Linked DNA regions of Homo sapiens: region 2 is linked to region 1. A link is an interaction called in ENCODE POLR2A ChIA-PET data of the cell type or tissue named here. Cell type or tissue: PC-9. All regions are shown on one strand. Each heading gives the region's core, and the rest is flanking DNA. Links, peaks and the distances in the headings are about the cores only.

What was found. Peaks named below come from ENCODE experiments on the same cell type or tissue, not always from the same donor. Only the 100,000 strongest peaks of a DNase experiment are listed, where the experiment ranks them.
Region 2: POLR2A ChIA-PET joins it to region 1 with 22 read pairs; 8 of 35 experiments call an interaction of 5 or more read pairs at or near these places.

What each region holds. Positions count from the first base shown.
Region 1 is chr17:45,249,532-45,252,436 of GRCh38, forward strand. The region is part of intron 1 of MAP3K14-AS1 (MAP3K14 antisense RNA 1); the gene reads left to right. It also overlaps the pseudogene EFCAB15P. Among named protein-coding and RNA genes, the nearest start is that of MAP3K14-AS1, 3.1 kb to the left of the region's middle. In PC-9, for the core only: no CTCF peak of the experiment used is centred there; no DNase peak of the experiment used is centred there.
Region 2 is chr17:45,363,669-45,366,573 of GRCh38, forward strand. LOC105371796 (a long non-coding RNA gene) reads right to left here and starts at 2,854. Exons shown (of 3, transcript XR_934786.3): 1 at 2,191-2,854; 2 at 1,016-1,112; 3 at 1-15. In PC-9, for the core only: no CTCF peak of the experiment used is centred there; no DNase peak of the experiment used is centred there.

The DNA.
Region 1 (2,905 bases), core at 227-2,726:
AGGCTGGAGTGCAGTGGCGAGATCTCGGCTCACTGCAGCCTCAACCTCCCAAGGCTCAAACGATCCTCTCGCCTCAGCCTTCTGAGTAGCTGGGATCACAGGTACGTGCCACCACGCCTGGCTTATTGTTTAATTTGTTGTAGAGATGGGGTTTCGCCATGTTACTCAGGCTGGTCTCAAAGTCCTGGGCTCAAGTAATCCTCCCGCCTTGGCCTCCCAAACTGTTGGGATTACAGACATCAACCTCCACACCTGGCCTATAACTTTTAATATAAAGAGTAGCAGTGGCTGTTGTGTGTTGGTACATGTTATGTGCCCATCCAGTCCTCATGTCCAAAACTCATGTTTGAAAAACATTCAAAACTCATGTCCAAGGTCACATCTGGCAGTCTGGCTCTGAAGCTACAGTGTCTTGGAGCCCTGCTGGTGCCTGGCATGTAGTAGGCACTGACCATTGTTGATGATGAATAAAGTGATTCTGCTTTGAGGGGCCCTTGCCAATATCAGGACATGTTGTTTGGGGGAGCACTGGGGCTGTAGTTTCTTTTGCCTTTACCCCTATGGTCCTAGACCCCATGAGGCAGGGGAACTCAGATTTTTCCCCCCATTTTTTCTCCTTCTTTACCTTCTCCCTTCTTTTCCATCCTGTTCATCATCCATCTATCCATCCATCTAAATACCTGCATTCACCTATCTACCAATCCACTGAGTTTTCTTTTCCTTTCCTACACACACACACACACACACACACACACACACACACACACACACAAGACTGTGAGCCCTAGGGTTGTAGAGATGAGCAAATCAGACAAGCATGGAGGGATGGTTGCAAACACTGGCTTCTTGCAGTGACCCCAGCTTCAGGGCAGGCAATCCTTTGTAGTTTTTCCCTGAGCACCCCCTAATTTTCTTCTCTACTCCCAGTCCTGGGGCCCTCACCTGCCAGCTGCTGGGGTGTCTTGCCTGTCAAGCTGCCCCAGGAGAAAGAAAGAGGTTGGAAAGGTCTTTGCATCTGTTGCATAGAAATGCCAGGGCTAGCCAGGCTTTACCCCAAACCCAGCACCCGAGGCCTGGCCTCCGGTCCCTGCCTTCACCTCTGAGACCCAGCATCTGGACCTGACTCGGCTGGATGGGCAGCTTCACAAGGCCCTGGGTTTCTCTTGCCCTCCTCATGGTGTGTGCAGCCTTTGTGGCCATGGCTGCTGCTGGCTCCATCTGGGTCAGCCAGGCAGTATGCAGCTGCAGCCTCCCTTTCTGCATCCTGCCAGCCTGCTCCTTTGCTGGATCTCATGTGAGCAGCCTTTGAGGGTGCTGTGGAGGCCTCAGAGGCAGGAAGGAGAGAGGGCAGAGGGACCCAGCCCACTCAGGTACTCAGACTCCAGGGGACCTGGGACCAGGCCTGTGGGTATACAGTTCCACCTCCTCCCAGGATCCTCCATAGGAAGCTGTACCACAGCCCTCTATGCAGGGGATTCTGGGGAAAGGGGTAGGGCAGTGATTCCCCCCACCCTGGGTGAGGGAAAAGGACCCTCCTCCAGCCCTGGTCACCTGTTTGTTTTCTGTGATGACTCGGATCTCTTGGTCTTCTGCCCTCTGCAAATTACTCCTAAAACTCAACAGTAAGGCCAGGCATGGTGCTCAGGACTGTAATCCCGGCACTTTGGATGGCCGAGGAGGGAGGATTGCTTGAGCCTAGAAGTTCAAGGCTGCAGTGAGCCATGATGGCACCATTGTACTCCAGCCTGGGTGATGGAGAAAGAACTTGTCTCAAAAAAACAAAAAAATAAAACCCCTCAACAGTAAGAAAATGAACAGCCCGATTTAAAAAAAAATGGGCAAAGCCAAGTGTGGTGGCTTACATCTTTAATCCCAGCACTTTGGGAAGCTGAGGTGGGAGGATCACTTGAGGCCAGGAGTTTGAGATCAGCCTGGGCAACATAGAAAGATCCCATCTCTACAAAAAATAAAAAGCTTAGCCAGGCATGGTGGTGCACACCTTTAGTCCCAGCTTTTTGGGAAGCTGAGACAGGAGGATCACTTGAGCCCAGGAGTTCAAGGCTGCAATTAGCCATGATCGAGCCACTGCACTCTGCCTGGGTGATAGAATGAAGCCTTGTCTAAAAAAAAAAAAAAAAAAAAAAAATCTAATCTAAACAAGCACCTCACCAAAGAATATATACAAATGAAAGTAAGCATATGAAAAAATGTTCAACATCATATCTTATCAGCAAATTGCAAATTAAAACAATGAGATACTATTATGCAGCTATTCAGATACCAAAATCCAAAACACTACCACCACCACCAAATGCTGGTGAGGATGTGGAACAATAGGAACTGATTAATCGCTGGTGGGAATGCAAAATGGTGCAGCCAATCTGGAAGAGAGTTTGGCAGTTTCTTACAAAACTAAACGCACCCTTATCACATGATCCAGCAATCGTGCTCCTTGGTATTTATCCAAATGTTTTGAAAACTCATATCCACACAAAAACCTGCACATGGATGTTTATGGCAGCTTTATTCATAATTGCCAAAACTTGGCGGCAACCCGGATGTCCTTCCGTAGGTGAATGGATAAATAAACAGTGATACACCCAGACAATGCAATAGTATTCACCACTAAAAATAAATGCGCTATCAAGCCAGGAAAAGACAGGAGGAACCTTAAACATGTATTACCAGGTGAAAGAAGCCAACCCAAACAAACTGCATACCGTATGATTCCAAATCATTCTGGAAAAAGCAAAACAGTGGCAACAGTAAAAGGACCAGTTGTTGACAGGAGTTGGAGGGGCCAGGTAGAGCACAGAATTTTTAGGGCAATGAAACGACTCTGTATCATACTACAATCAAAACCCATAGAACGGGCCGGGTGTGGTGGCTCGCGTCTGTAATCCCA
Region 2 (2,905 bases), core at 181-2,680, 110 kb after region 1:
ACTCTGACCAACAGGCTGTGAATGGAAGTGACAGGTGTCATTTCTGGACCGAAACACTGAAGTGCTGCTGTCCAACCCTCCTGTTCTCTCTTGGCCTTTAGTGGCAACCACAGATGCCATGGTTTGAAATGGTAGAGCCACTAGAAGGAAGTAGCCTGTACAAGGGACAGCTAACCTGGACAGTTACCCAACCTGCAGCAGTTTTGTGTGAACGAGAAAAATACACCTTTGTTGCATCAAGAAGCCGCTAAGATTTGGAGGTCAATGTTTACCTCAGCACACTATAGCCTCTCCTGACCAATACACCAGAACAGGACACTAGATAGAGTAGGGTTCCACTCAGTTGGTTACTAACAAGGTGGTGCTCTCAGACATTTTGTTTTATAAACTTTACAGTGCTCCAGAGTAAGGATGGAACTGAAGGACTTTCTAAAACACAAGTTCCCAGCTGGGCGCAGTGGCTCACGTCTGTAATCCCAGCACTTTGGGAGGCCAAGGTGGGCGGATCACTTGAGGTCAGGAGTTCGAGACCAGCCTGGCCAATATGGTGAAACCCCATCTCTACTAAAAATATAAAAATTAGCTGGGCGTGGTGGCGGGCGCTATAATCCCAGCTACTCAGGAGGCTGAGGCAGGAGAATCACTTGAACCTGGGAGGTGGAGGTTTTAGTGAGCCAAGATTGCACCACTGCATTCCAGCCTGGGCGACAAAGTGAGACTCAGTCCAGTCTCAAAACAAAACAAAACACCAAAACACAACAACAAAAACACCACAAGCTCCCAGAGGCAGGTGGGAGAACACCAAGGGTCTTCATCAGCCCCCTGGGGAGCAGGAGCCCCTTGCCCAGCCTCCCATCCCAGGTTCCCCTCTGCCCTGCATCAAACTTCTCCCTGTTGCTGGTTTCTAGAGCTGTTCCCTCTCTGGCACAGCCCCTCTGTCTCCACCCCGCAGCAGCCGGCTTCCAGAAGCTAAAGCTCAGACACCACTGGCCCCTCCCCAGATGCAACCAAGTACCTGGAAGTCTCCCCACGCCTCACATTGTCTTTGCTTCACATTGTCTTTCAGATGAGTCCCTGGGGATGCGGAGCTCTTGCGATTCTGCCATCTGATCCTGCAATACAGGAAATCACCACTTTCTGGCCTCTGCTGACTGGAGAGCCAGTGTGGCAGGCAGGAAGCTCCAGTCTGGGCTGTCCACTGCCAGGTCAGGTCTGGGGAGAAGGTGGAGAGTCCCAGGCCCGAGATGGGCTCCTGGTTGGGGTGGGGAGGGCCAGGACAGCCAGCGTGTTCACTCCTCCCACAGACGGTTCTACAAACCCTCGTGGAAACTTTCTGTGCGGCTGGCCCTGTGCTTGGTGCTGTGGGAGCACAAAGGCAAGAGATCATGGCACCTGACTTCCAGGAGCCTCCATCCTGCAGGTCCAAGTAGGACATTAGCTGCAGAGAAACAGAGCAAAGGAATAAATAGCAGTCAGGGATTTTTCACTTGCAAGTGACGTGAACCCAGGGCCAGAGTAAGATCTATAGAGAGGCTGGGCGCGGTGGCTCACGTCTGTAATCCCAGCACTTTGAGAGGCTGAGGTGGGCGGATCACTTGAGGTCAGGAGTTTGAGACCAGCCTGGCCAACATGGTGAAACCCTGTCTCTATTAAAAATACAAAAATTAGCTGGGTGTGGTGGCATGCGCCTGTAATCCCAGCTACCCAGGACGCTGAGGCAGGAAAATCACCTGAACCTGGGAGGCGGAGGTTGCAGTGAGATCACACCACTGTACTCCAGCCTGGGCGACAGAGGGTGACTCTGTCTCAAAAAACAACAACAAAACAAAAAAAAAAAAAAAAAGGGAAAGAAAGAAAGAAAGAAAGAATGAACCAGCATGGCACATGTATACATATGTAACTAACCTGCACATTGTGCACATGTACCCTAAAACTTAAAGTATAATAATAATAAATAAATTAAAAAAAGAAAGAAAGAAAGAAGAAAGAAAGAGAGAGAAAGAAAGGAAGAAAGAAAGAAGGAAAGAAAGAAAGAAAGGAAGAAAGAAAGAAAGAAAGGAAGGAAGGAAGGAAGGAAGGAAGAAAGAAAGAAAGAAAGAAAGAAAGAAAGAAAGAAAGAAAGAAAGAAAGAAAGAAAGAGGAAAAAAGCCCTGATATAGCTCTGGCTGTGACTGAGTCACAGCCCCATACCTGAACTGATCCCATAGCAAGCACAGGGTTCAGAAGTGGAGGGGGTAGGAGAAAAGATGGGCTACTCCGACTTCGAGGCCTGGGCCTTATGAGCCTCTCTGGATCCTGGGAGTGGAATCAGCTTCTTCTGGACCACATGTCTGAAGGTGGGCGACAGATATTTCTCATGGAATATTGGAGTGTTTTGATCAGAAGGAGGAAGGATGCTGGGTAGGGTCACAACCAAGGTCTGCTGCTGGTGGGAGAATGGAATACGCCCTCAGAGAAGTATGAACCAAGGGCTGTGGGAATTCAGAAGAGGGAGATGTCATGTCCAGCTGAGGGGGTCAAGGAAGGCTTCATGGAGGAGGAGGCATCTGGGCTGGGCCTTGAAGGATGACCAGAGTTTGGGCATTGGATCTCTTAGGATGGGAGGAAAGGGCATTGTGGGCATAGGGAACAATGTGAGCAGAAACCTGGATGTAAGCCAGAGAGAAGCAGGGGCTGAAGCCAGATGAAGGAAAGGCCTCGAATGCCAAGCTAAGGGGCATGGATTGAATTTGTGGAGCCAAGGATGGGATCATCAGATCTGAGCCCCTGGAAACGCATACTACCCACTCAGGGGCCCGGCTCCCCACCCCCACCCCTGGCCTGCTCTGGGTGCCCACAGATCCCTTTTCCTTTCGTTGAGCTCAGACAAGTCTGGAGTTTTCCAATAGAAATGCTTACTCAGAAA